2 separate regions of the Homo sapiens genome follow, and region 2 is linked to region 1. Evidence: chromatin loops called from intact Hi-C (ENCODE). Cell type or tissue: adrenal gland. All regions are shown on one strand. Each heading gives the region's core, and the rest is flanking DNA. Links, peaks and the distances in the headings are about the cores only. Region 1 has its middle 35 kb from the start of GCM1. Region 2 overlaps ELOVL5 (ELOVL fatty acid elongase 5).

Evidence for each region. Hi-C counts contacts between places; a loop is a spot of excess contacts. Peaks named below come from ENCODE experiments on the same cell type or tissue, not always from the same donor. Only the 100,000 strongest peaks of a DNase experiment are listed, where the experiment ranks them.
Region 2: a loop joins it to region 1, with 2.5 times the contacts of the local background. A loop is called at or near these places in 28 of 110 quality-filtered maps.

What each region holds. Positions count from the first base shown.
Region 1 is chr6:53,176,199-53,191,728 of GRCh38, reverse strand. No RefSeq gene overlaps it. Among named protein-coding and RNA genes, the nearest start is that of GCM1, 35 kb to the right of the region's middle. In adrenal gland, for the core only: no CTCF peak of the experiment used is centred there; no DNase peak of the experiment used is centred there.
Region 2 is chr6:53,328,136-53,343,665 of GRCh38, reverse strand. The region is part of intron 1 of ELOVL5 (ELOVL fatty acid elongase 5); the gene reads left to right. It also overlaps the pseudogene RPS16P5. Among named protein-coding and RNA genes, the nearest start is that of ELOVL5, 13 kb to the left of the region's middle. RefSeq lists an enhancer at 7,744-7,873. In adrenal gland, for the core only: no CTCF peak of the experiment used is centred there; DNase peaks (open chromatin) are centred at 7,971 and 8,335; H3K27ac peaks cover 2,495 bases.

The sequences.
Region 1 (15,530 bases), core at 2,455-10,454:
TGAAGTTTCTTTCTACACTTGTCCCCCATCTACCCAGCATTCCCTTCCTAAAACAAGTTTCTTTTTTATTCTTCCAAGGATTTTAATGCATATGAATATCAATATTTATTTACCGAAGTATATACACCTAGAGGCCAGGTGCAGTGGCTCACGCCTGTAATCCCAGCACTTTGGGAGGCTGAGGGCAGGAGTTTGAGACCAGCCTGGCCAACATGGCAAAACCCCGTCTCTACTAAAAATACAAAAAAAAATTAGCTGGGCATGGTGGTGGCAGGCGCCTGTAATCCCAGCTACTCAGGAGGCTGAGGTGGGAGAATTGCTTGAACCCAGGAGGCAGAGGTTGCAGTGAGCTGAGATGGTGCCATTGCACTCCAGCCTGGCCGACGAGCGAAACTCCTTCTCAAAAAAAAAAAAGAAAAAGAAAGCTTTACCAGATTCTTTTCTCTCTCTTTCTCCCATTTTTTTAACTTTTATTTTAGGTTTATGGTACATGTGCAGGTTTGTTAAATAGGTAAATTGTGTGTCACAGGGGTTTGGTGTACAGAAAATTTTGTCCCCAGGCAATGAACATAGTACCCAATAGGTATTTTTTCTGATCCCCTCTCTGCTCCCACCTTCCACCCTCAAGTATGCCCTAGCGCACCTGTTGTTCACCTCCCAGTGTCCATGTATTCTTGTGCGTAGCTCCCACTTATAACTGAGAACATGCAGTATTTAATATTCTGTTCCTGCATTAGTTTGCTTAGGATAATGGCCCTGGCTCTATCCATGTTGCTGTGAAAGACATGATCTTGTTCTTTTTTATGGCTGCATAGTATTCCATGGTATATATGTAATCACATTTTCTATTTTTTTTTTTTTTTTTTTTGAGACAGAGTCTCGCTCTATTGCCCAGGCTGGAGTATAGTGGCACCATCTCGGCTCACTGCAACTTCTGCCTTCTGGGTTCAGATGATTCTTGTGCCTCAGCCTCCCTAGTAGCTGCAACTACAGGCATGTTCCACCATGCCTGGCTAATTTTTTTTTTTTGAGACATATTTCACTCTTGTCGCCCAGGCCTGGGCAACAGAGCGAGACTCTGTCTCCAAAAAAAAAAAAAAAAGATAGAAAATGTGGTTACATATATACCATGGAATACTATGCAGCCAATAAAAAAGAACAAGATTGGCTGGGCACGGTGACTCACGCCTGTAATCCCAGCACTTTGGGAGGCTGAGGCAGGTGGATCACGAGGTCAGGAGATAGAGACCATCCTGGCTAACACAGTGAAACCCCGTCTCTACTAAAAATACAAAAAAAAAAATTAGCCGGGCGTGGTGATGGGCGCCTGCAGTCCCAGCTACTCTGGAGGCTAAGGCAGGAGAATGGCGTGAACCTGGGAGGCAGAGCTTGCAGTGAGCCGAGATCGTGCCACTGCACTCCAGCCTGGGCAATGGAGCCAGACTCCATCTCAAAAAAAAAAAAAGAACAAGATCGTTATTTTAAGCAAACTAATACAGGAACAGAAAATTAAATACTGCATGTTCTCAGTTATAAGTCAGAGCTACACATCAAGAACACATGGACACTAGGTGGTGAACAACAGGCGCTGGGGTGTACTTGAGGGTGGAAGGTGGGTGTCCATCTACTAGAAATATATAAAATATAATAATATACAATGTTATCAGAAGGTGATTTCAAGGGATTGGGAAGGATCCTGTGTGGCTTTGGCCAATATTGGCCATTTTGACCATTATTGTAGTTTACGTTAAAAATAACTAACATTTTCACAGAGCCTTAGAGTCTTAGAGTTATTGCATACTTATGTTATTCCACCTACATTAGTGGTGGAATGAGGCAGGAATGTATTATCATTTTTATTTTACAGATGAAATGCAAGGAGATTAAGTGACTTGTCCAAGAGCTAAGTAGTAAATGGGGTTGCCAGGAGTTGAATTCCAGTTGCCTGACTTGATGTCTAGCATAAAGGCAGCCAAGCAACTATATGATTTAGCTATGTAATGTAACCCTTTAGAGCCCACACCTTGCAAGCTCTGTGCCATAGCTTTTAGATTAGTTGCTTAAAACTGAAGCCAAGCTTTTCAGTGGCAATGATTTAAGTTGCTAAATATAATCATGACTCTCAAGAAAGTTATATTTTAACTTTGTATGATCTAGTTTTGTGTTTTTTTGTTGTTTTTTTTTTTGAGACGGAGTCTCCCTCTGTCGCCCAGGCTGGAGTGCAGTGGCATGATCTCGGCTCACCGCAACTTCCGCCTCCTGGGTTCAAGCAATTCTCCTGCCTCAGCCTCTTGAGTAGCTGGGATTACCGGCATGTGCCACCACGCCCGGCTAATTTTTTTTGTATTTTTAGTAGAGACGAGGTTTCACCATATTGGTCAGGCTGGTCTCAAACTCCTGACCTTGTGATCCACCCAACTCGGCCCCCCAAAGTGCTGGGATTACAGGCATGAGCCACCACGCCTGGCCCTAGTTGTCTAAAACTTTGAACAGGTCTTTAAAAAATATATTCTGTTGATCTACTGTGGATCAATATAAAGACATTTGCTAAGGATCAGATCCCATGTAATATCTTACACATTGGGTATAGATTAGGCTGGAACCTAGTTCTTAGATTCCTACTCAGTTATTTCACTAAATGAATACTTACTTAATTATACTTAGTGAATATTTTACTTAATTATGCTTACTAGGCAGAATAGTAGGAGATGTAGCTCTAACCTCTAGTGACATATTTTAATAAACAGATCACAGCCTGGGTAACAAAAGCAAGACCCTGTCTCTACAAAAAATATAAAAAATTAGCCGGGTGTGGTGGTGCATGCCTGTGGTCCTACTTGGGACCCTACGGTCCCAAGAGATCTGGAAGGGTCTCTTGAGCCCAGGAGTTTTAGGCTGCAGTGAGCTACTGCACTCCAGCCTGGGTCACAGGTGAGATTCTGTCTCTAAAACAAAAACAAAAACAAAACCAGATCAGACATACCAGTATTATGGTTCTTGGTGCTTTTGGTGGAGCTTCACCTTGGTGGGAGGAGTTCTAGAGACATCTCTTCTGCAACTGATTCCTGAAAAGGGATGACAGTAGCCCTCCCGCTCCCTTATCCACAGGGGATAAGTTCAGAGCCTGAAACTGCCCATAGCACTGAACCTGATCGCCATCAAGCGGAACACAGTTCTGTTTATGACCTCCACCCACACATTTCAATGTTTTTTTTTTCCTTAACTAAGCACTTATCACACACTGTTGTGAGCTTTGCAGTTTGAGATGCAACAACGAAACTAGCATGAATTTCTTTTTCTTTCTTCACGATCTCAGGGATACAAGATTCCTTCTTACTGCAGATCTTAGCAACCTCAAAATACGATGGTTTCCTCTTCTTTTAAGCTGAGAACTTTCACCTTTTCATTCAGAGGAAGCACTTCCGGCTTCTCTTTAGCTTTTTTTTTTTTTTTTTTTTTTTTTTTGAGACAGAGTCTTGTTCTGTCACCCAGGCTGGAGTGCAGTGGCGCAATCTCAGCTCACTGCAACCTCTGCCTCCCGGGTTCAAGTGATTCTCCAGCCTCAGCCTCCCGAGTAGCTGGGATTACAGGCGCCTGCCACCACGCCCGGCTGATTTTTGTATTTTGAGTAGAGAAGGGGTTTCACCATGTTATCCAGGCTGGTCTCCAACTCCTGACCTCGTGATCAGCCCGCCTCAGCCTCCCAAAATGCTGGGATTACAGGCGTGAGTCATGGCGCCCGGCCGGCTTATTTTTTTATTTTTTTTAGACGGAGTCTCGCTTTGTCGCCTAGGCTGGAGTGCAGTGGCGCGATCTTGGCTCACTGCATCCTCCGCCTCTCGGGTTCAAGCGATTCTCCTGCCTGTAGCTGGGATTACAGAGTTCCAGGTTGGAAATCACTTAAATTCTTCTCCAAAATTTGTGTGTTTAACCATTTCAAGGATCCCTTCAAATGCAATTATCTTAGGCAGGTGGGGCAGTTCAGGCTTAATGGCCCTGACCCCACACCCTCCTATTCCATTGGGTTATTTAGGTGGTTGTCTCTTGTTTTTTCTTTTTCTTTTTTTCTTTTTGAGATGGGGTTTCACTCTTGTTGCCCAGGCTGGAGTGCAATGGCGTGATCTCGGCTCACTGCCACCTCCACCTCCCGGGTTCAAGTGATTCTCCTGCCTCTGCCTCCCAAGTAACTGGGATTACGGGCGTGAGCCACCACAACTGGCTAATATTTGTATTTTTAGCAGAGACGGGATTTCGCCATGTTGGCCAGGCTGGTCTTGAACTCTTGACCTCAGGTGATCTGTCTGCCTCGGCCTCCCAAAGTGCTGGGATTACAGGCGTGAGCCACCGCCCTCAGCCGCCTCTTGTTTTTTCTACCTGCGACAAGTAAACTTGGGAGGAATGAGGAAGAAATACAGGTGGAGGCTCTTGAGGCCCTGCGAAGTGTCCTGGCTATCCTTTTGTACATTGCATTGTTAGAGCAATGACAGCACTTAATCAGTTATCTGCAGCGTGTGATTTAAAAATGCATCATACCAATATTGCTATACCAGTAATGCTTCTTTTATTTAATGATTAACCAGCAGAGATGCTACAGTTTTTATATTGATTTTAAATGGGAAGTCATGGTGACACATAAAACTGTCCTTTTCAGGCCAGGTGTGGTGACTCACACCTGTAATCCCAGCACTCCAGGAGGCCAAGCGGGTGGATCTCCTGAGGTCAGGAGTTCAAGACCAGCCTGGCCAACATGGTGAAACCCTGACTCTACTAAAAATATGAAAATTAGCCAGGCATGGCGCTAGGCTTCTGTAATCCTAGATACTTGGGAGGCTGAGGCAGGAGAATTGCTTGAACCTGGGAGGTGGCGGTTGCAGTGAGCTGAGATCGCGCCACTGCATTCCAGCCTGGGCCACAGAGTGAGGCTCTGTCTCAAAAAAAAAAAAAAAGCAAAAAACAGAAAAACAAAAAAACTGTCTCCTTCCTCTCTTCCCATAAATCTTGGGGCAAATTAATTAAAGCCATATCTACAGATTGGTGGGATGAGTGTACCCTTTAGCACAGCCACTTTTCAGTTTGCCATGTGAACCAAAGGAAACCTTCTCCAAAGTTTCTGATGCAAATCTGAGGGCTTTCCAGGCACAGGAATGGGAGGAGCTTGGGTTTTAGGTTGACAGGCCCTGGGATGAGAAGGTAATAGCTTTTCTACTGGTTTTGTTCCGGTTTTCTATTCTAGGTAAAGATAATCTCTATTTGGACTATATAGCCTTTAGTTGTCCCAAAGACAAAGGCTAAATAGTCATTAGATTTTTTTTTTTTTTTTTGAGACAGTCTCACTCTGTTGCCCAGGCTGGAGGGCAGTGGCATGATCTTGGCTCACTGCAACCTCTGCCTCCCTGGTTCAAGCAATTCCCCTGCCTCAGCCTCTCAAGTAGCTGGGATTACAGGTGCCCGCCACCACGCCCAGTTAATTTTTTGTATTTTTAGTAGAGATGGGGTTTCACCATGTTGGCCAGACTGGTCTCGAACTCCTGACCTCAGGTGATCTGCCCACTTTGGCCTCCCAAAGTGCTGGGATTACAGGCGTGAGCCACCACGCCCGGCAATAGTCTTTAGATTTTTTAAAACAAAGGACGATTCTCTGAGATCAGCAGCCTCTAGCAGACTAGGGAATGTCATCTGTCCAAATTATTTAGATGACTTTTTTTGGTTTATTCTTTTCGCCTTCCTTCACTCTTAAAAAAAAAAAAAAAAAAAAAAACCATCACTTTTCCTGAACCTCCAATCAGACTTCATTAAGTTCTTGTTTTTTGTTGTTGTTGTTGTTAGAGTCTCGCTCTGTCACCCAGGCTCTATAGAGTGCAGTGGTGCGATCTCAGCTTATTGTAACCTCTGCCTCCCGGGTTCAAGCAATTCTCCTGTCTCAGCCTCCCAAGTAGCTGGGACTATAGACACCTGCCACCATGCCTGGCTAATTTTTGTATTTTTAGTAGAGACGGGGTTTCATCATATTGGTCAGGCTAGTCTCGAACTCCTGACCTAAGGTGATCCCACCTGCCTCAGCCTTCCAAAGTGCTGGGATTACAGCAGTGAGCCACCGCGCCAGGCCCATGAAGTTCATCTTGATTCTTTTTAACCACAACTCCATCAAGGATATATTTAAACCTGATAAAAGCAAGTGATTTGTTATATGTTTACTTCTTTATATATTTTTTAATGATTTCTACCTATTTTAATACTTTTAAACTTCTGTTATTTAAATGTGTGAATTATTTTAAGAACAAATGCATTTATAATTATGAGTAAGTGCCCACTTCTAACTTTTCCTTAGCGGTTATTTTGGGAAGTTCTGCCTTGATTTACAGAAATTTGGTGTGAAACGTCCGGGCGCGGTGGCTCACGCCTATAATCCCAGCACTTTGGGAGGCCGAGGCGGGCGGATCACGAGGTCAGGAGATCGAGACCATCCTGGCTAACATGGTGAAACCCTGTCTCTACTAAAAAATACAAAAAATTAGCTGGGCATGGTGGTGGGCACCTGTAGTCCCAGCTACTTGGGAGGTTGAGGCAGGAGAATGGTGTGAACCTGGGAGGTGGAGCTTGCAGTTAGCAGAGATTGTGTCACTGCACTCCAGCCTGGGCAACAGACGGAGACTCCATCTCAAAAAAAAAAAAAGAAAGAAATTTGGTGTGAATGAACTTGACTTTCCTTTGATTCTCACAAATACCAAAGTGGGACGCAGCCACATGGAGAGCCTGGAAACGACACTAGTTATGAGGTGAAAAAGAACACCTTGGTCCCCAATTTCACTTTTCAACTTAGTAACTTGTGATTTGTATAAGTTACTTAAACTTTTTAAAGGTTGCTGTCTTTATAGGTAAAATGGAGTAACACATAACTCTCAAGGTGGCTGAAAAATTAAGTAAAAACATGAAGGTGAAGTCGTTTAACAAGTAGATATTCAATTCATTCATTCCACAAATATTTATTGAATGCTTTTTAGTTCCAAGCACTTGGACCAAAATAATCAAAATGAACAAAATAGATAAAAACATGTTGCCTTGTAAAGATAATGCTCTATTAAACTGCATAATAAGTAAATATGCTGTATAATATATTGCAAGTTGATAGAGTGATGTCAGATGGTGGGTATGGCTGACGGGTCAGAAGGCTAGGGTAGGTCACACTGAAATGTGACATCTGAGTAGACTGTAAGGTGATGAAGAGGTGAGCCTAGCAGCTATCTAGGGAAAAGCATTCCAGGTAGATAGAACAGCCAGCACAAAGGTCTCCAGGTGGAGACAGGCCTGTCTCCTGAGCAGCAGGGAGGCCAATGTGTTGTGCTGAGTGAGTTAGGGAGAATGACAGGAGACAGGGCAGAAGAGGTGAGGGCTGGTGGGGCTGCCTGCCAGATCAAGAAGGGCTTTGGAAGCGGTCTAAGGGACTTGGGCGTTGGCTCTGAGGGAAGTGGGGAGCCACTGCAGGGTGTGGATCTGATGTCCTTTTGAAAGGATTATTCTGGTGGGGAGGAGACTATCAGACAAGGGAGGAGGCAGGGAGAACTATTAGGAAGGATTGTAGTCATCTAGCTCAGACTGATGAGGTGAGGTGAGATTGGGTGAGAAATGTCAGGTGCTGGATTCACTGTGAATGCAAAGTCAACACAATGTCCTCACAGATGCTAGGTGGAGCTTGAGAGAAAGAGTGACCAAAGATGATTACAAGGATGTAGGACTGTGAGGAAGGAAGGACAGGTTGCCAGTATTTGAGGGAAGGAAGACAGGTTGGGGATGAGAGGAAGCTGGACTTCAGTGTTCGACTAGAATATTGTTTTGTCTTTTAGGGGGCAATTTGAACCTTTAGTAGTTTTTAAAGTATAATTAGAAGGTTTTTTTTGTTTTTTTTTTTTTGAGACAGGGTCTCACTCTGTCACCCAAGTTGTAGTGCAGTGGCGTGATCTCAGCTCACTGCAGCCTCAACCTTAGGTGATCCCCCCACCTCAGCCTCCTGAGTAGCTGGAACTACAGGCATGCACCACCACACCCGGCTAATTTTTTTATTTCTTGTAGAGACAGGGTCTTACTATGTTGTCCAGGCTGGTCTTGAATTCCTGGGCTCAAACGATCCACTGGCCTTGGACTCCCAAAGTGCTGGGATTATAGGCGAGAGCCCCCTCGCCCAGCCAGAAACTTTCAATATAGAAATAATCCTAGCAAACCACTTAAAAATTTTGTTATTTGACAGAAATTTCACATCAGGTCACATAGGCCTAGCCCTGAGTCTTTCACCCATTCAGGGGTGTAACACTCAATGGGACGGGCACATTGTTGTCACCAAAATTACCCTACTACCTGGGTCTGGACACCCAGTTGCCAGAAGCCATGGAGGCTTCTATCCTGGGCTGGAAGCTCCCAGAACCTCCTCTCTTACTGCTCGAATTTGTAAGCACCCCCACACTGGCTTCACCTGGCTCAGAGTCAAGAACGTCCTCCCTCACACAGGAGCCCTGAGCTCTGCACACGCCCCTCAGGGCCTAAAGTCAGCCGGAGAGTCATGAGGACAGAGACCCTGCTTCTGCCTCCAGCTCCCCTGGACCAGGTGGGGCTGCCTACTGGTAAGCCCTGCAGCCCCCTCTCTGGCACCCACCTTCTGAGGCCCACAGAGTTCCCTTACTCCATCCTTTACTGCAAAGTGAAGGCCTGGCACACAGAACCACAGGTTTTTGGCAGCTTGGGCAAGTGGTGAGACAGGTGAGAAGAAATCTCCAGCGTTTATTGATTAAAAATCATCCACAATGTTAACATGGAAAATCTGCAGTGTGATCTGTGGTGGATTGGTCCAATTAAGCTTTGCTTGGAAATTGCCTATGAAAGGAAATCTTAAAAATCACATCACAGGCCGGGCACAGTGGCTCAGGCCTATAATCCTAGCACTTTGAGAGGCCGAGGCAGATGGATCACCTGAGGTCAGGAGTTTGAGACCAGCTTGGCCAACATGGTGAAACCCCGTCTCTACTAAAAATACAAAAATTAGCTGGACTTGGTGGAGGGTGCCTGTAATACCAGCTATTCAGGAGGCTGAGGCAGGAGAATCGGTTGAACCCAGGAGGCAGAGGTTGCAGTGAGCCAAGATCACGCCGCTGCACTCCAGCCTGGGCGACAGAGTGAGACTCCATCTCAAAAAAAAAAAAAATCACATCACAGTGTTGAAATACTTTCCTTAGGGGCAGTGATCCTTTGAGGGGACAGGGGCTACAGTGTCGGGGGTGAAAGTAGAGAGTGGTAATCAAGTGCAGACGCCCCGGTTGTTCCTGGAATGGTGATTTTGAGTTGTCAACACACGAGCTCAACACATGAGCAACACAGATGCTCATGTGTTGACGACAGGTAGGGGGCTCAACAGTGAAGCAGGGAGCTCAGGAGTGAGGTCTGGGCTGCAGGCATATATTTGGGAGTCATCAGCATGACAGAGATAATTTAAAGGGTGAGACAGAAAGAGTCTATGAAGGGGAAAGCAAGAAGAGTCTGGCAAGAGGTCCTGGAGCCCTCCCGTGATAAGAGCGGAAAAAGAGGAACAAGGAAAGGAGACGACAAGGAAGCATCCAGGATCGAGGAGAAAAATCAAGAGGGTGTGGTGTCTCGGAAGCAGCACGAAGAAAGTGCTTGGAAGCACAAAGAGTGAGCCACCGTGTCACACGCTGCCTGCCCAACGATCAGGTAAGATGAGAGGAGACCAAGAATGGCTGTGGGATTTAGCATGTGGGGGTCATTGGTAACTTAGCGAGCAGTTTCGGTAGTGATGGAGAATGTTTTCAGAGAAATTTGGAGAATTGTGGACCTCAAGTACAGTTTATTCTTTAGGGATTTTTTTGCTGCCAAAAAGAGCACTCACTGATGGTGGCAGGGGCAAGCCAAGGAAGAGTTTGTTTTGTTTAAAGATTGGAGAAATAGGCTGGGTGTAGTGGCTCACGCCTGTAATCCCAGCACTTTGGGAGGCCGAGGCAGCCGGATCACTTGAGGTCAGGAGTTCGAGACCAGATTGGCCAACATGGTGAAACACCGTCTCTACTAAAAATCCAAAAATTAGCCAGACATGGTGGTGCACACCTGTTGTCCCAGCTACTTGGGAAGCTGAGGTGGGAGAATCGCTTGAACCCAGGAGGTGGAGGTTGCAGTGAGCTGAGATTGCACCACTGCCCTCCAGCCTGGGCAACAAAACAAGACTCTGTCTCAAAAAAAAAAAAAAAAAAAGATTGGAGAAATAACAGCCTTTTGGTATGCTAATGAAAAATGATGACACAGGATAAGGTAGAATTAGTAGGGCAATATCCTTGAATAGTGGAGAGGGATGCGAATTATTGGCCTTGGATTGGAGCATATAGTCTATGGCAGGGATCAGCAAACTTTTCCTTTTTTCTTTTTTAGACAGGATCTTGCTCTGTTGCCCAGGTTGGAGTGCAGTGGCATGACAATCAAGGCTCACTAGAGCCTCAACCTCTGGGGCTCAAGTGATCCTCATCTCAGCTTCCTGAGTAGCTGGGACTACAGGTATGCACCACCACGCCCAGATAATTTTTAAATTTTTTGTAGAGATGGGGTCTCCCTATGTTCCCAGGCTAGTCTCAAACTCCTGGGCTCAAGACAGCCTCCTGCCTAGGCCTCCCAAAGTGCTGGGATTATAGGCGTGCGCCTCCATGCCCACCAACTTTTTCTATAAAGAACCAAATAGTAAATGATTTAGTATTTGTGAGTCATACAGTTTCTATTGAAACCACTTTATGGTCCCAGCTCTAAAGCAATACATAGGCAATACAAAATGAATGGACATGGCTGTGTTCCAATAAAACTTTATTTAGGATTGCTGAAATTTTAATTTCATATAATTTTCACATGTCATAAAATATATTTGCCTCAGGCTGGGTGTGGTAGCTCACACCTGTAATCCCAGCACTTTGAGAGGCCGAGGCAGGTGGATCATTTGAATTTGAGGTCAGGAGTTCGAGACCAGCTTGGCCAATATGGTGAGACCCCCGTCTCTACCAAAAATTAAAAAATTAGCTGGGTGGTAGTGGCGCATGCCTGTAATCCCAGCTACCCGGGAGGCTGAGGCAGGAGAATGGCTTGAGCCTGGGAGGCGGAGGTTGCAGTGAGCCAAGATTGCACCACCGCACTCCAGTCTGGGAGACAGGGTGAGAACCTGTCTCAAAAAGAAAAAAAAATTCTCCTCTATTTAAAAATGTAAAAACCATCCTTAGCTAGCCAGCTGTACAAACACAGGCAATGGGCTGGATTTGGCTCAGGGCCAATAGTTTGCCTACCCTGATCTACGTCATGGACAAGAAGTTAACATAGATGGGTACAAACAAGTTGGACGGATGTGGTGAGGGGAATCAGGAAATTCTCCTGAGTGCTTCGGTTTTTTCAGTGAAGTAGGACCCCGAGGATGGGGATGAGGGAGAATATACAGAAGATTTGAGGAAATTGGCACAGGCATGAAATACAGTGTAAATGGAGTAGGGGAATCTAAGTAGGACGATTCACCAGGCAGCAGGAAGGCCCTATTCAAGGGCTGCTGCTGTGAATTTAAAGTGAGACCTGCCCAGCAGGGTTGTGCTTTCCCCCAGCCACAGTCTGCTGCAATGAGGGGGACACAGAGTGGTCAGGAAGCTGGGCTTTAACCTCAGCTGTGCTTTTGCTGAGGGAGTTTCAAGTCAGAGGGAGCCAAGGAGGTTGGGAGTTAATGTAAGGGAGTGATTATAATGATTGCAGGGTTGCCAGATGTAGCAGATAAAAATAAAGAATAGTTGCTCACGGTGGCATGCACCTGTAGCCCTAACTATTCAGGAGGCTGAGGCAGGAGGATTGCTTGAGCCCATGAGTTCAAGTTCAGCCTGGGCATCATAGACCCTGTCTCTCAAAACAAAACACAACATAATGCTTACTTAAATGTGAATTTCAGACAAACAATAATTTTTTGGTATAAAAATTAGTGTCCCATGGTTAGAAGGGAGAGAACATGAAGCAGGTGAGGGAGTGTTATGAGTTAGAGGATCAATAGATTTGAGGTTCTAGTTGGGGAAAGATTTTTGAAGAGGGCTACCAGGCTACTGGAAAGGCTGATCTGAAATGATAGAAGGTGGGAGGCATGGATTGAACGCTTGACTTTGAGATTATGACCAGTTGCAGTTACTGGTCTTGATAAGGTTTAGGTTCCAACCATGGGGGTGAGTGTGAGGCATTGGGTGGTGGACAAGATCATTGGAGGTAAGGAATTCAAGGAACTGAGGGTTCAGAGGTTCGTCTACATGGATAGTGTATTGATAATACCATAAAATGACTGAAATAACTGCATGCTTATCATATGACCAGGACTGTGTAGGAACACAAAATAAAGTTTATTATCAAGAGTATTCCAATCTAGGGTGATCTATGGACCCACAGAGGCTGGCAAAGTCCTCTAGATTAGGGAGGCCTTTGAACACTATGCTAAGAAATTTAGTACCACTAGTTTAATAGCGCCCCCCTCTTCCTGTAAAGAAAATAGCAAAATCAATTAAATCAGTACATCTCCATCTCATTTGGCATATCTGAATATGAGTGTTTTAAATACTTAAAACACATTTCTCTTAGTCCCTGAGCCTTTTTATTCCAAAGTTAAAAGTAAGACATTCCAAGTGCATGGTTCATGGTTTTATTGCCCTGTGTAATGTAGCTACAGGGGTTTGGAGCATTAACTATATCTCTGTTTTATGTGTGTTATAGAATCATATGAATTGGGATTAGAAAAATTGTGGTGAGTTTTTTTCCAGGCCTTCTTAGTCTTCTGGTTGCTTTTTAATTTTTTTTAAGAAAATAGGACATGTTTTCTGCTTTTCCTCCTATTTATTTATTTATCGAGACAGGGTCCCACTCTGTCACTCAGACTGGAGTGCAGTGAGTGACACATCACAGCTCACTGCAGCCTTGACCTCCTGATACTCAAGCGATCCCTAGCCTCCCTAGCATAGCTGTGACCACAGGTACACGCCACCACACCCAGCTAATTAAAAAAAAATTATTTGTAGAGACTGCGTCTCACTGTGTTGCCCAGGCTGGTCTTCAACTCCTGTTATCCTCCCACCTTGGCCTTCCAAAGTGTTGGGATTACAGGCATGAGCCACCACACCCAGCCTTTTTTGCTTTTTTGTTTCTAAAACAAATGAGTAAAATCAGACTGAATGAAAAGGGGAAGGTTGAGCCCTTAAAATATGCATTGGGTAGGTGTGGTTGGTACTGTAAGGTTGTTCTAAGGAGGGCTAAGGGATAGGTCAGCAAGCCCTTGGTCAGTGACCTGAACAGGGAGAGGTGTAGGTTCAGGCCCCTCAGGAGACGGAAGGAGCAAGCCAACATTTTTTACTAATTAAGGACTCTGCACTGCTTAAGTGTGCACACGTTCCCCTTCCACATCGTATATACAGGATGTGACTGGGATTTTAAAACAAACTGGAAGTCAAGGGAGGACATGGAGGGATCTTTAGAGAAGTTAGGTTTCCAAATTACAGTTTGCTCTGGAAGATGTTAGGCTGTGATGTGCGGCCACTTAAGAAAAAGTAGGGCCGGGCACGGTGGCTCACACCTGTAATCCCAGCACTTTGGGAGGCCGAGGTAGGCGGATCACCAGGTCAGGAGATTGAGACCATCCTGGCTAACACAGTGAAACCCCGTCTTTACTAAAAATACAAAAAAATTAGCCAGGCGTGGTGGCGGGCGCCTGTAGTGCCAGCTACTCGGGAGGCTGAGGCAGGAGAATGGTGTGAACCCGGGAGGCGGAGCTTGCAGTGAGCCAAGATCACACCACTGCACTCCAGCCTGGGCAACAGAGCAAGACTCTGTCTCAAAAAAAAAAAGAAAAGAAAAAGAAAAAACGAAAAAAGAAAAAGTAGGCCGGGCACGGTGGCTCATGCCTGTAATCCCAGCCCTTTGGGCAGCTGAGGCGGGCGGATCATCTGAGGTCAGGAGTTCGAGACCAGCCTGGCCAAAATGATGAAACACTCTACTGAAAATACAAAAATGAGCCAGGCGTGGTGCGTGCCTGTAATCCCAGCTACTCCAGAGGCTGAGGCAAGAGAATCGCTTGAACTAGGGAGGCAGAGGTTGCAGTGAGCCAAGATTGCTCCATTGCACTCCAGCCTGGGCAACAAAGCAAGACTCTATCTGAAAAAAAGGAAAAAGTAATATCCATTGGCATCCAATCACAAATGGAAAATTATCTTTCCAACTTATTTCCGTAAGTTATTTGCATAATTATAAGATAAAATAATTTCAGGAAAATGCTACAGACTTACCAGAGGAGCAGAAAACCAAAGTATCTACAGACATTCTTATGGAGACTGGAGGGGAAGCAAAGTCTTCTTGAAAGGGAACAGGTGACTGTCAAGAACTCTCCAGCCTAACCCTAGGGACTAAGTTCCCAGAGGGCAGAGAGGACGTTTGTGCACAACTGTGTCTTCAATTGCACAGAGCTCCTGGCACAGTTAGGAGGGCTATCTATCTATATGTAATATATGTTATATATATATATGTATGTGTGTATATATATATGTGTGTGTGTGTGTGTGTGTGTATATATATATATATATATATATTTTTTTTTTTTTTTTTGAGACAGGGTCTCACTTTGTCATCCAAGCAGGAGTGCAGTGGCATGATCTCAGCTCACTGCAGCCTTGACCTTCTGGGCTTAAGTGATCCTCCTGACTCAGCTTCCCAAGTAGCTGGGACTACAGGAGCACACCCCCATGCCCTAGCTAATCTTTAAATCTTTATAGATATAGGGCCCTCCCTATGTTGTCCAGGCTGGTCTCAAACTCCTGGGCTTCAGCCATCCTCTCACCTCTGCCTCTCAAAGTGCTGGGATTACAGGCATGAGCCACCATGCCTGGCTAATAAACACTTTTTGAGTGAATTAATTAGTACAAAATAGTGAAAGACTACCTTAGGAATCTCCTAGGCTAGCTTTGGCCATTTACCCAGATATTGGCCTTGGGCAAGTTAATTAGCATCTCTGAACCTCAGTTTCCTCATGTGAATGAGACTAATTTGGGCCAACATCTCTTGGCCTTTTGCAAAGATTAAATGACACAGCACCTAACACTTATGAGTAGTGATTGTTCTTGTTACTGATAGGAAAAGAGATGGAGATTGCCAGATTTCACCCATGTTCAGGGAGAGGGCCCTTCCCTACAGCCTTGGCCTTCACTTTTAGCTCCTGGGTTTCTTCTGCTTCTCCTTTTTTTTCCCGTTTGGAGGCCTCTTGTTCCTCGTCCATCTCCTTGGCTTGCTTCTTTGGTTGTTTCAGGGGCTTCTTCTTCCCGCCTTCGAGGCCGGACATGGCACCTATCACCCATTCCCCAGGCCCTGCCATTGGAAATCAGAATTTTATTTTTTTAAAGGAAAACCTTGAAAAATTTTGGAAATCTTGGAACCTAGGAGAAAATTTTCCAAGTAAAGTTTATTATTTATTTTCTATTATATGTCAACTCATATGGAAGCCA
Region 2 (15,530 bases), core at 3,568-11,567, 150 kb before region 1:
GAGCATTGGTCTCTTTTCCTTTAAAATGAAAGATTAAATTTTATTTTCATTTTTGCCTAGAGCAAATTTTATTTTTTATTTTTGTTTTGTTTCTGTTTGGCCAGGGATAGAGAATGAAAGTGAGATCATTTAGATCTTAGAAAGGTAGATGTTGGCTGGGCACGGTGGCTCACACCTGTAATCCCAGCACTTTGGGAAGCCATGGTGGGCAGATCATTTGAGCTCAGGAGTTTGCAACCAGCCTGGGCAATATGGCAAGACCCCATCTGTACAAAAAATACAAAAATTAGCTGGATGTGGTGGTACATGCCTGTAGTCCCAGCTCCTTGGGAGGCTGAGGTGGGAGGATGACTTCAGTCCAGGAGGCGGAGGTTACAGTGAGCCGTGATTACACCACTGCACTCCGGCCTGGGTGACAGAGCCAGACTCTGTCCCAAAATAAATAAAGAAAGAAGGAAAGGAGGGAGGGAGGGAGGGAAAATGTCAGAACAGTTGATGGAGATTGCAGCAGCAGCAGCAAGCTGCTGGTTTTCTCTTTATGAGATTAAAACATCACTGCTGGAGATGTTCTGGCCTATCCTGACCTGATTTTCAGTTTCTGCAATAGGAACCCTCACCACCAACCCCAGTTTCAACCCGTAAATGTTATTACCAGCCTTTTTGGTTCCCACTGGCGTGTTTGCTCCATGGTAACATTTTTAGTGGACTTGTAGGCATTCACTTTTAGAATTGTGTAGTCTCTGGATTTAAAATATTCATACTTGGTGACCTTTTAGAAAGACTAAATTCCCACTCTTGCTCCTCCATCCTCTTCTGCCAGTTCTGTGTGAAGTACAGTTGTAATTGCATTCAGGCATGAGTATGTCTTAGTATTCCTTATTATTAGATTGGACTTTTTTACCTTTTATTTGATGTCTGCTGGCTGACTGGGATTTAGGGAAAAATTTCTGATTTATTTTAAGATTTTTAGTGCTGATACTGGCATGCTTTCTCTAATTGGGAGAATAACAATTTTATTGAAATATACCTGTGATTTTAAACTGTAATCTTTATGGTTATATTAGGTAGGCACCCTCTTGCGAGCACAGGTTCCATCTCTGTTAAGTTCCACATTTACCCCATCCTTTTCCTCATGTCAACAATTTCATCCTGTCAGAATTAATCTCTTATAAGCCCATGCTGAACAGACCTAATTGAAGCCATGCTGGCGAATTGGCCACTCAGGTCTGTGTTTTATGAGTTTCTGAACCCCAGAGTAGTACTTGTTCCTCTTTGGTCTTGGCACAGCAAATGCTACAACAAAGTGAGTGTTATGAATTTCTCCTTCCCTGAAGAATAGTTCTCATGATACCAAATTCAGTAATTATTCATTTGCTTCCAGGGGAGTTTGAAATGTGATGTATCTCCCTAGGGGTAGTATTCAGGGTACTTCTGCTTCAGTCTTTGGCAGAAGAAATAATACTTCAATATTTACAGAAGTCGTTGACGCCTCCATCAGCTGTATTTGTTAGAAGCATCTGTGTGAAAATTTGAGTTTGCTTCTGTCCGAACTTCTGCATATTAATCTCTGTGATGGATCTGAGGTGCATTTAAAAGAATACCTCCTGTACTTCTTTTAAGTAAGGACAGCTGTGGGAAGCAGATTGGGTTGGCAGCCTGCACCTATGCGGGGTTCCACCTCTGCCACTTAACAGCTGCGTGGGCTTCAGCAGGTAAGTCACTCTACCTCCTTGAGACCCTAGAATCTATGTAGAACTTGGAAGGTGATAATCCTGTGCCTACTTTGGAGGGTATTAAAACTATCAGTATTGTACATGAAAGTTAGGTGGGGCACTGACTTAATTTAATTAGCATAGTAAAAACGTCTCTCTGTTATATAGGATGTTTATTGAAGCATTGTTTCTAATAGCAAAAGATTGGAAGAGTTAGTAGACTAAATGTCCTTGAAAAGAATAAATCATGCTACAGCTGGGCAACGGAATATTCTGCAAATTTTAAAGAGAACAAAGCTGTTCTATGGGTACTGAATATAGCTGCTTGGTACCACATAATAGGCACTTTTCTGAAGTGTTCAACATGTATTAATTCATTGTGGCTTCACAAAAGCCCACGAGGTAGGGACCCCAATTTTACAGATGAGGAAACTAAGATAAAGGTTAAGTCACTTGTCCAAATATCCACAGCTAGTAGGTGGCAGAGGCAGGATTCAAACCCAGGCAGATTGGCTTAAAGACTCTAATCTTGGCCACCCTGCTGTGCTGTACACCTGTCAGACCTAAGTAGTGATCTTTGTATTTGCAGCTTTAGATACATGAGAGGAAACAAGGTTGAGTTTCTTATTCATCGTTACATTCTGGGAGGCTGACGGTATAATCAACATATAGCTTCTGTTGACAGTAACTAAATAAAGGTTTAGATAAAGAAAGCTAATAGGGAATAACATTTATGATCAATACTTGAAAGGGTGACCGTTTGTTTCTTCCATTACTCCTTATTTTAGATATTTTGAACTTAAACCTCTTTTTTGGGGAAAATCAGAAGCGTACACACTGAATAGCTTACAATTGTTAGTGTAAGAAATCAGTGTTCAAAAGCCCAGTTGAGTCAGTGTTCACTAGCCTGACTGGTCTAGTGTGGCTGGATTAGTATGACTGGCCAAGGGCATCCAGCATTGGTTTCCTTACCCGGTCCTAGCCCCATCTGGTTTGATTTACAAGGTATATACGCTCAGAGAAATGCAGACGGGAGGGAAAGACACTCACATTCTTTAGGGAGCCTCTATCTCCAGATTGCCTGATCTCCCTTGGGTGAAAATGTAAGTCAGGTGTACAAGTCGTACAAGTCATGTATAGCTTGACAATGGGAATACTTTTTGAGAAATGTACTCTTAGGCAATTTTGTTGTTGTGTGTTCATCATAGAGTGTACTTAGACAAACCTAGATGGTTACCACATACATAGGGCATATGATATACCACATTGCTCCTAGGCTACAAACCTGTACAGCAAGTTACTGTACTGAATACTGTAGCTAGCTGTAACACAGTGGCAAGTATCTGTATATCTAAATGAAGAAAAGATATAGTAAAAATATAAAAGATAAAAAATGATACAACTATGTAGGGCACTTGCCATGAATGGAGCTTGCAGGACTGGAAGTTGCTCTGGGTAAGTCAGTGAGTGGGGAGTGAATGTGAAGGCCTAGGACTTTACTGTACACTCTAGACTTTATAAACACTGTATACTTAGGCTACATTAGGTTTATAAAAAATATTTTTTGATTAGGTGTGGTGGCTCATGTCTGTAATCTCAGCACTTTGTGAGGTTGAGGTGGGACCAGGCATTTAAGACCAGCCTGGGCAATATCACAAGACTCCATCTCTACTTATTTATAATAAAAGTTTTTTTAAAAATATGTATTATTTTAATATATATTTTTCTTCCTTAATACATAAACTGTAGCTTATTGTAACATTTCTATTTTATAAATTTTTTAAACTTTTTTACTCTTTTGTAATAATACTTAGCTTAAAACACAGGCTGTATGGCTGCAAAAAAAATATTTTATTTCTTCGTATCCTTATTCTTCAAGCTTTTTTTCTCCTTTTAAAGTTTTTTAAACTTTTTTGTTAAAAACTAAAACAAACATACACATTAGCCTAGGTCTGTACAGGGGCAGGATCATCAATGTCACCGTCTTCCATCTCCACATCTTGTCCCACTGAAAGGTCTGTAGGAGCAGTAACACACATGAGCTGTCATTTCCTATGACAACAATGCCTTCTTCTGGAATACCTCCTGAAGGACCTATCTGAAGCTGTTTCATAGTTAACTTTTTAAAATATGTAATTAGAAGGTGTACACTCAATTAATGATAAAAAAGTATAGTATACCAAATACATAAACCAATGACATAGTTCTTTATCATCAGCATCAAGCATTATGTACTGTCCATAATTTTATGTGTGATACTGTTACAGGTCTAGCTATGCAGTAGGTTTATTTACACCAACATCACCACAAATGTTTTATTGTGCTATGATGTCACTAGGCAATAGGAGTTTTTCAGCTCCATTATAATGTTACAGGAGTATCATTGTATATGTGGTCCATTGTTGATTTAAAGGTCATTATGCGATGCGTGACTATATTTTGAAAACATTCTGATAGAGAATGACATTAAGTCATTTTGATACAAGGCCCCATTAAGGGCCACTGTGCTGGGCCATGGTGTTCAGGCTATAGACAAGTCTGCCACCACCTTCAGTTCTCTTAGGATCCTTAGACTCTTTCAGAACTGAGTTTTCTTTCTGGGTGTGGGACACTAGGTTTGGCAACATTGTAATGGCTATAAGTATCAGCATTCCTAAAATAAGAGAATCACAAAATTCATGGGGTGGCTTATATATTCACATGGAATCTGAACAGGTGATAAAACAACTGTTGGTTTCAGAGACATGCTATAGAGGAGATGAATACACAGTTGCTAGACTGTGTGTCCCTTTGAAAAATGCTGTATTGTAGCAGGATTTTCCCCCATTTTTTACACATTTAACTTTGCTTCTCCCTCTCCTCACTCACCCTCACACCCAAACAACAGTTATAAAATGTGGGCGTGTAGATTGAGTTTTAAAAAAGAAATGTGTTTTTGTGTTATATGCCTTATTTATGTTACACAGGCTTGAATTAAAATCTTTTAAGACATTTTCGTTTGGGGGGTTGCATAACTAATCTTTATTATGTTTCTCCACCGTCTTTTAATTTCAGCTTAAGGTATCACTGCCTTTGTATACTTTGCACAAATTAGGTTGGAGAACTCAATTGATAATTTCCTCAAATGATAATTTATTTTGAATATTCAAGTAATCACATCAGTTAAGAGACTGCACTCAGATAAGAACCATCAGCAGTTGCCTGTAGCAGAAAATGTTGCTTAAAAGCCTTTTGAATATTTGTCTCCCTGTTATTTGCAATTGCAGTCTTTTGGTTTAGATGTTTAGAATATGATTGAAGTAGAGCCCAGACTGCTTAAGCTCAGGCTTTAAGGGAACCATTAGAGGCGTGTGTAGTATCTTGGTGTCTGTTACCTACCTTGGCCATTGATTGTCTTCTCTACAAGATGCTTCATCCAAGAAGGAAGTTGCCCTTTGAAACAGGTGCCCTTTGAGCTTCTCCAGAGAGACCCATAAAGACATTATCCCAGGACCTCATGTTTCTAGGAGAATGTGATAAATATTGTGATGGTTTCATTTTCAGAGCAGCTGCCTTTTCTTCCTTTTGCAAGGAGTAGGAACAAAAGCAGCTTCTTTTTGTTTCCTTTGCAAGGGCTTAGAATAGGCTCAGTGTGACCCAAGGGAAGTTGGATGTGACAAGTGACAGTAAGGTAAGTACTTTTCATTGACCCCCTGGTACAGAGTTCAGGCTTGAACTTACCATCTTTTTAAGAAATGGGACTGGCGTATTAAATTTAAAATGTAGGCAAACAGTTGCAAAGTACTGTCAGAAGACCAAATCTCATTGCATGATCTACTTGCCCCATGGATTCAAATATCCATCCACCCACCCACCATCCACCCTTAGATATTTATTTCTAGCCCATCTATTTCTTTTGAGCTCCAGACTCATAACTTTTCATCGTTGGGTGCCCCACATACCTCCCCTGTTGGCCAACGTAGTCAGGAGCACCATCCTCCGCCAGTTTGCCCAAGCCATTAAGCTGGAAGCAATGCTTGTGTTCTCCTCTCTCATCAACCATGCTTTTACCAAACTTTGCTCAACTGTCAGTCACCAAGTATTACTCATTCATACTCTCTGTCCTTCTAAGCTTATTCCCCTTCCCCACATTGCCCCAGCCTTCCATAGCATGTCAGATCCTTCCTGGACAACTACAATTTCTCCTTGGCTCCTTGCCTCTGTTTTCTTGATTCCTAAAAATTAGATGAGGTTGTACCTGTATAGTGCTTTGCATAGTGTCTGCCATGTTTATCTGGCACATAGTGTAGGTATCTAGCAATTACGTGCCTGAATGTTTCTCTAAATACATATGTACCTTTCAAATATAACCAGTCCTATAATATGTGCTAATGGCTGTGTGAAGCTGAGTATGCCTTGATAGCCTGAGAATACATAATGTTTCACAAATGAAGAGCTTACCTGGGCAGGAGACTTTAGAAGGCCAGTTGCCTTGCTTCCAGCTGAAGGAGTAGAACACCAGCAGCTCTCAGACCATACAAATTGCTAGACACCTTTTCCTGTTGTGGCATGGTGCAATGAGGAGCTCTTACCTATGCCTGGAGACATGCCATCTAAGGACTCGTTGGCTGCAGTCTGTGCAGATCTTCACATACAAGGAGATGGCCATAGCTGTGGTGCTCTGCAGATGTGGCAGTGGCTTCATCAGGATGAACGAGGGGCCCCTGGAGATGATCAAGCTGCTCACACTGCAATACAAGCTACTGGAATTAGGTCTGCTTCTGGACAAGGAACAGCTTGCTGGAATGGACATCCATGTTCGTGTGAAGGGTAGTGGTCATGTGGTTCAGATTTATGCTGTCCTTCAGTACATCTCCAAAGCCCTGGTACCCTGTTACCCAAAATATGTAGATGAGGCTTCCGAGGAGATCAAAGACACCCTCACCAGACCTTGCTGGTGGTTCACCCCTGTTGCTATGAATCCAAGAAATTTGCAGGCCCTGGTGCCTGTGCTCACTACCAGAAATCATAGCAGTAAGCCCATCAAAAAGATCAAGGTTTACCTTTATAGTAAACAATGGTTGAAGGTCTTTAAGGTTAAAAAAAATTGCTAGACATCCCAGCTGCCCTAGAAGCAGAGATGACATGTGCTGTTATTTTAAAGGGCCTTGCTTACCTGCATATTACCTGTTAGGGCTTTCAGGTAGAATATACCAATGATAGACCAGTCTGGTGGCACTGTTCCCAAGGACGGAATAGGGTGAACTTTGATGTCTAGGCACTCAAATACTCCATAATAAAATGATCATGGAAACTGGCAGTCTTACTCCAATTGCCCAGGATGGAGTGCAGTGGCACCATCTCAGCTCATTGCAGCCTCAAATTTCCCAGGCCCAGGTGTCCCTCCTACTTCAGCCTCCTGCATAGCTGGGACTACAGGCAAGCACCACCATGCCCAGCTAATTTTTTATATTTTTGGTAGAGACAAGGTTTCACCGTGTTGCCCAGGCTGGTCTTGAATTCCTAGGCTCAAGCAGTCTGCCTGCTTCAGCCTCCCAAAATCCTGAGATTACAGGTGTGAGCCATTGTGCCTGGCCTGGCCCTCTTATTTAACCTTGTTTTGGTTGGCAGCAACATTGAGCCCAGGCTAAAGTACACCATACATGTCGGACAGAGCTTATCTGCCTCAGTAGCCACTTGGTCAGTATTTGTTGATCACTTAAACCCACTCAGTGTTGGTCATTTGTCTGTGTTAGCCTCTGCTAAGGAATGTGGACCCTACACGTGACAATACAGTTACCAGTAAAAAGACTCAGTAGGAATTATGAGGTATATACTCGAATCAACAGGTAGTTTATTATTATACTACGGGTATGGCTGTGTATGTTGCAGTTAGGTTCAGCTGCAGCGATGGACATGCCAAAATAATAGTGGTTTGAATAATGGTATCCCAAAACAAAGTAGAAGTGTGTATCTCTTATGAAAGGCAGGGTGGATGGTTCAGGGCTAGTATGACCCTGCGTAAATTCCTTGCTCATCATACGTCTGTCAGGCTTAGTGTGGCCTCAGTCTTCCGAGCAGCAGGATGTAAGAAGAAACAGAAAGTAGAAGCGCGGATGGTGCTTTCTTTTATGGGAAGTTCCCAGAAACAGCCTCCAGATAACTTTGCTTACATCTCATTGGCTAGAACATCACCCCGTGGCTGCAGGTGGCTGGAAAATCTCATCTTTATTCTGGGTGGCCATGTGCAGCTAAAAGTACTGCTACTGTTTATAGAGTTTGGGCAAGAACCGGCTGTCTGTGCCATGGGTGGTAGACGAGACCAGCAGTCCCCACTCACTTGGAACTGAGAGTCTGGGGGAAGGATAGTGACAAAATAAACAGATACTTACAGTGACAAGGCCTCTGAGAGGTCTGCAAAGGTGTGCCCTGCGAGTAAACAGGAAGGACACCTAAATCAGACTGGTGGGGTGGGGGAGGGGATGAGGAAACGTTGCCTAGAGACTAAGCAAGAATCTCTCTGGACTGAGGAAATGGGCAGGGTATTGAAGCAAAGGCTCGGAGGCAAAGGGGGCAGGTAGTTGGGTGATGGAGGAGCATATGAGGAACAGAAAGTAGACCAGGGAAGCCAGAGGGAGACAGGGTTCTGATCACATGGGCCCTGGGGCCACAGGGACAGGTTTGGTCATTTTCCCCGGAGCCTTTGACTGGTTTCTGGAGGTGAGTAACCTAGACAGGTGCTTTCAGGGGGTGAGGAGCAGCACAAGACTAGAGGCAGGAAATATCCACTGGGAGAGAGTGTACTAATCTGGTTGGGAAATGATGGTGGCTTCAGCTACATAGTGGCTTTGGGGATCAAGAGAAGTGGATGCAAATCCTGTAAATCCCATAGAGCTTGGAATTTAGAAATAATTTGGCCTTTTCACGTAATAGGTGATGAAACCAAGAATGAGAATTTAAATGGCTTGCCCAGAATCACACAGCTAGCTGTGGAGCAGCACCAGATATCATTTCTCTATCTAACTCTTTCCTTTATGTCACTGTTGAATGTGCTGATTTGGGAGAACAGGGCATTGTGGGCATTTTGGAGCCAGCAACAGGACCTGAATCCTGGTGTCCATTGCAGAGGGAGGAGTCCACCCTGCTTTGGGGGCTGGATTCCTGGTAAGGTTATGGGGCAGGTCACAGAAATGAGGGAGTTGGAAGGAAAAACCAGGTGTGAGAAGATGATGGATTCAGTTTTTGGTTTGTTGATTTGGAGATTCAGGACCACCATCTGTAGGTGGAGAGAGATCAGATGGAAACTGGTCCTTGAGATTGGAATTGGGGATGCAGGATTGGGTGGAATTGGTCAAAACTTTTCTATACCCTTTCTTTAAATTTCTCCAGTGAAAGGGACTCAGCAACTGTTTTTGAGTCCATTGTGTCATGTACCTTAGAATTAAGAGATTTTTCCAGTGTTTAGCCCTGAATGATTTTTGCTGCAATTTGAATTCTGTGCAACCACAGAGATTTAATAAAAATAAAATAGGTTAATACTTAAAAATTAGTAAATTAAAATAAATTAAGTAAAGATAAAAGTTATATGGCCCTCCCTTGCATATTTTACCCTGTGCTGCAGGTCTTCTCAGGAGCCTCTCTGGCTCTGGTTGGTCTCTTGGTCCAGGCTGTGGCCTCTGTCTCTTGGGTTTTCATACTGTAAGATTTCTCCAACTGAGTTTGGGAGGCTGAAGCCCCAAACAGAACTTGATGGCTTGTGCTGGAAAAGGGGAAATGGGTTCTGCTTGCTACAACGTGTTAAATTCTGTTTTTAAAATGTCAGTTTGGCATCAAACACTTTTTTAGACATGTTTACATCCTAAAAGTTTTTGGTTTCAGAAGTTTTTTGTCCTTCACAATTAACTTGGTTGCAGTGATTAAAGTATAGCCTATTTCCTGGGAAATAGGAGACAATTTCAGAGCCACTATAGACCATATTGACATTAGAGATTGTAGGATACCATAGACAGGGAGGTCAATAGACAGGCAACGTGGTATCATAGTTGTTTTATCTCTCCCTGGTCACTGTCCTTCTACCTAATGTTGTTTCACCGTGGAATTTGAGCTTACAGGTGAAAAAGACTTTCAGTGAATACTGCACCAAGTATAATTTAAAAATTTTAAATCCTATATAGATATGGGGCATGACTAATAGAGTAATGACTTCCATAAACCACACATGAAAACTGCTTTAATTATAATTATCATTACTTTTATTCTCCAGAAAGGGAAATAAGGTTAAAACAAGAGAGCCCATTCATTCTAAGTTGACCAGTTAAATTTCTTGTTCTCCCTTCCCTTTGTCCTTTGATTTGATAAAAATAAGATTTTTGTGTGCTAAATTGTGAGTATTCATTTACATTAATCAGTATCCCTATAAGACAAAGCCCCTGAAAACATAAACTGAGTGCAGCACGATTTAAAACAGAGAGGGAGGAGACAGTCTTGGTCCTGTTCTTGGTGCCCTGCTCATTACTAACGTCTCAGTTGTACTGTCCACTATAAACAGTCATGATTTTTTCCCCCATTCTTCAGATCAAGTCAGTTTCCTCTAATGAGACAGTCTACCTGGTTTTATAGGCATTTCTCTGTAATGTTTTCCAAACGAAGAAAGCAAACAGCAAGCATTTTGTTGGGAGAAATCTGCAAGTGTCTGTTCTGTGGCTGTGAACTAATGATCTTTCAGAGGTCTAGTTTAAAAGCACTGAGTTTCTTCATGACCCATGAGGATATGTAATCCACCTTTATAGCAGGTAAGTGTTGAGGTTCACACAGGATTAACACTCTCTTTAACACTGTTCTCTACACCGTTCTCTTGCAAAGGGATACTCTTCCCAACCCTGAAAGGCATGCTTGGAGAGGTGGAGTGTCACTCCCAGATTCTTATTTTAGAGAAGGGAGTGTCATGTAATTTTCTCCCTACCTTATTTATTCATTCTCTCCCCTCTCCCCCTTGCTGACCTGCTTTTCTTCCTTCAGCCAGGTCTTCGCTTTAAGGAGTCAGCTGAGCTTCAGCCACTGATGCTGGGGGCACATAGTGGCCCAAGCCACCCTGTAGCTGTACCCTTTTGGGGAGGGTGGCTTTCGTGTTTTTGTAAAGTTTTTGAAGAACCTCTTACATGATACAGTTTGAACTGATTAGCAAACAGAGCCAAAGAAACTAGTACCTGATGAAAACTGACTGACATGGTAGGCAAATGGAAAGTTTGGTTTCCAAAAAGTGTGTGTTGTGGCAAGTTGAAGTCAGAAAAATGAATTTTTGACTTTGATTCTGAGTGATCACTCCTCTACGCACTCCCCTTTCTCTTTCTCTCCTTGTCCTCTCCATTTCACTCCCTCTCCATTCTCTCTCCGCCTCTTTTCCCTCCTCCTGCTCCGTTCTGTGTATATGTTTGTATGTATAACACTTCAGCATTTATGTAGTGGTTGATAATTGAATACATTCTATTTGCAGTACTACCTAATGTGATTTAACCACAGGAAACTTGCTTCTCTCATTATTTATGATTTTAAATTTTAGTTTTTGGTAATTAAGTCTCCATGAGGAGCGTCCTCATTTGGAAGGAGAGTTAGCATCATGCTGTGGCTAAAGAAACTCAGTTTTTATGCCTACCAATAATGTGAAAATCACCTCACTCCTGTTTGGCTGATTGGGTTGAATTTCTCTTAATACCATACTGAATGTAACTTGACGAGTTAGTAGGGAACTGGTAACAACTTATTTCACAGAGTATTTCTAGTTATTGATGTAGTTTGGGTGTTTGTCCCCTCCAAATCTCATGTGAAAATTTCATCCCCAGTGTTTGAGGTGGGGCCTACTCGGAGGTGTTTGGGTCATGGAGACGAATCCCTCATGAGTGACTTGGTGCCATCTCATGGTAAAGAGTTCAATGTGAGATCTGGTTGTGTAAAAGAGCCTGGCATCTCTCTCTTGCTCTTCTTTGTCTTGCTTCCTCTCTCACCATGTGACACTCTTGGTCCCCCTTCACCTTTCACAGTGAGTAAAAGCTTCCTGAGGCCCCACCAGAAGCAGATGCTGGCACTGTGCTGCTTGTGCAGTCTGCAGAACTGTGAGCTAAAATAAACCTCTTTATAAATTACCCTGTCTCAGATATTCCTTTATAGCAACACCAAACGGACTAATACAGTTACAATATATTTAGTGTAAGATTTATTCATTATAATTAGCTTATTTCCAAAATGACCATTTTAACAAACTTCAAATATTTTGAGTGTTAGATTTTTAAACTCGGTGTACTCCAAGTTTCATTTAACTGCTAAAGGACAAGTTTAGTCATACACTGCATAACCATATTTTGGTCAGTGATGAACTGCCTATATAATGGTGGTCCCATAAGATTATAATGGAACTGAAAAATTCCTCTTGCCTGGTGAAGTAGGGGTCATCTTAATGTCCTAGGGCAGTGTATTACTTATGTGTTTGTGGAGATGTTGGTGTAAACCTACTGCACTGCTAATTCTATAAAAGTATCACACATACAATTACGTACCATATACAGTGCTTGATAGGGATAATAAACAACTATGTTACTGGTTTTTGTATTTACTGTACTTTTTATCATTTAAAAAATTTTTATTTATTTATTTTGGAAATGGGGTCTCGCTCTGTCATTCATGCTGGAGTGCAGTGGTGTAATCACAGCTCACTGCAGGCTTGATTTCCTGGGCTCATGCAGTCCTCCCACCTCAGCTTCCAAGTAGCTGGGACCACAGGTATGTACCACCATGCCTGGCTTTTTAAATTTTTTGTTGAGATGGGGTCCCACTGTGTTGCCCAGGCAGATCTTCAACTCCTGGGCTCCAGCAGTCCTTCCACCTCGGTCTCCCAAAATGTTGGTATTACAGGCATGAGCCACTGCCTGTCATTATTTTAAAGAGTACTCCTACTTAACCAAAAAATAAAGTTAATTGTGAAACAGCTTCCGGCAGGTCTTTCAGGAGGTATTCCTGAAGAAAACATTGTTATCACATGTTATTGCCCCTGAAGGCCTTCCAGTGGGACAAGATGTAGAAGGGAAGACAGTGATATTGAAGATCCTGAGTAGGCCTAGGCTAATGTGTGTGTTTCTGTCTTAGTGTTTAAGGAAAAAAAAAGTTTTAAAAGAAAAATTAATAGAAAAAAGCTTACAGAATGAGTATAAAGAAAATAATTTTTATGCAGCTGTACAATGTATTTGTGTTGTGTTAATTACAAAAGAGTCAAAAGTTAAAATGTAAAAGTCTGTAAAACTCATGAACAGTGGCATGCACCTGTAGTCCCAGCTACTCGGGAGGCTGAAGAGGCAGGATCACTTGAGGTCAGGAGTTCGAGGCTGCAGTGAGCTATGATTACACCTGTGGATAGCCCCACTGGGCAACATAGACTCTGTCCCTAAAAAAAAAAAAAAAAAAAAAAAAGTTTATAAAGAAAAAAATGTTACCATAAACTAAGGTTAATTTATTATTGAGGAAGAAAAAATTTTAAAATAAATTTAGTGTAGCCTCAGCATAGTGTTTAGCCTCAATGTAGTATTTATAATGTCTACAGTGTGCAGTAATGTCCTAGGCCTTCATAGTCATTCACCACTCATTGACTCATCCAGAGCAACGTCTATTCATGGTAAGTGCCCTGTACAGGTGTATTGGTTTTTATTTTTTATATTCTATTTTTATTATACCTTTTCTTTGTTGAGCTATACAAATACTTGCCACTGTGTTATGGTTACCTACAGTATTCAGTATAGTAACATGCCAAACAGGTTAATTGTAGCCTAGGAGCAATAGGTTGTACCATATAGCCTGCATGTGTAGTAGGCCATACATCTAGGTTTGTGTAAATACACTCTATGATGTTCTCATGATGAAATCGCCCAGTGACATATTTCTAAGAATGTATTGCCATTGTTAAGTGACGCGTCTGTAGAAGTTCTTTATTTTTAAAGTGTATTTGGGTTATTTGCCATTAAGATAAGAAGCTAAATATATAATGTCTTTTTAGAAATAAAATCGTACAGAAGAGGAAAATTCTACGTGCAGTTTTTAATACAACAGCTCTCAAACTTTTTGGTCTGAAGACACACTATTCTCTCTTTTTTATTTCTTATTTTTTTCTGAGACGAAGTCTTGCTCTTGTCCCCCAGGCTGAGTGCGATGGCATGATTTTGACTCACTGCAACCTCTGCCTTCTGAGTTCCAGCAATTCTCCTGCCTCAGCCTCCCAAGTAGCTGGGATTACAGGTGCCTACTACCATGCCCGGCTAATTTTTCTATTTTTAGTAGAGACGGGGTTTCACCGTGTTGGCCAGGCTGGTCTCGAACTCCTGACCTCAGGTGATCCACCCGCCTCAGCCTTCCAAAGTCTTGGGATTACAGGCATGAACCACTGCACCTGACCGACATAGTATTCTTAGACAAAGTGGCTTGAGAGAAAAACATTTAAAAAAGCAAAAGGAAAAAAAGATAAGATTTGCGCTATTAAATGTTACTGAGAAACTCAAAGAGCTTTTGTTTATGTGGATTATATCTATTAGTATTTACCTTATTAGAAACCAATTTTAAATTGTTTTAAAATATAGGTTTAAAACAATTATGAAAACATTTAAAAATAACTAACCTACTGTATGATAATAAAGTATATATTTTTCAAAATATATTTCAAAATATAAAAACGTATTTTTCAAAACTTTTGGTGACAGTGAAAAAGTAATCTCGTAGTAGCAGTAGCAGTAGCAGTAGCAGTAGTAGTAGTAGTAGTTAGTTATACTTTATATATATAGTACTAAAAGTACTTTATATACTACTTAGTTATAAAAACATTTTTCCTTCTTGCTTCAGCAGCCATTGCCTCCTGTTTCCTTCTGCCTAAATAAATTCTGTGTTTTATGCCACAGGCTCTATGTGTGTCACCTTCACATGTGAACTTCACCAGGTGGGCTGGTTTTGGTCTTTTTATCAAATGAACATATCTGTAAGGTACTTTTTGTAGACAGGACAGTATTTAAAAGCAAGCTTATGTCCACTTAACAACACTGGTTGCTTGCTTTAGTGCTCTGTGGTAAGGCTGTAGTGGTCAGTTTTTAAAGTAAAAACCCAAAACAACAAGGAGTAAACGAAGAGATTAAGGTCTCAGTGTAGCATTAATAGCTTTTTAGATGTTCATTTTATTTTTTTTAATTCATCCCTTTCTCTTTGCTATCTATACATTACAGTATTTAGGCTTCCAGACTAGCAACCTTTTGGAATAGTTTTAAAATAGCTGATTTCTTTTTTGTTCCTGTCTCTTGGATAGATACTGCTTGACCTTTTTTTAACTGTTGATTTTGGATAATGCCTTTGTTTTAATAAAAAATTGCTGCATCATGTCCCACATCTCCATCTTGTTTTATGTAACCATTTAACCTTTAATTCTATGTGTTACAAAAAGATTTCCTCTGGCCTTTTGTGTATAATGTCAGATCAACTAGAGCTCTACTTTGGGGACTGTAAATAGAGCATTAGCCTCCTCTTGATTTTACTCTAAGGAATTCTTTTAAGATTTTTATAACCTCAGATTCTTTGATACCTGAATCAGGTACCAGTACAGTTGAGCTACTGTATTTCCAGATGCTCAGATTTTTTTTAATGGGATATATTTTGCACTATCTAATATAGTAGTCACTAACTACTACTAGTTTTTGAGCATTTGAAATGTGGTTAATACAACTAAGAAACAGAATTTTTAGTTTTTCATTTCAGTTTACTTAAATAGCTATTTGTGCCCTTGTCTGTCTCATTGGGCAGTGCAATGCCAAAGGTATCTGG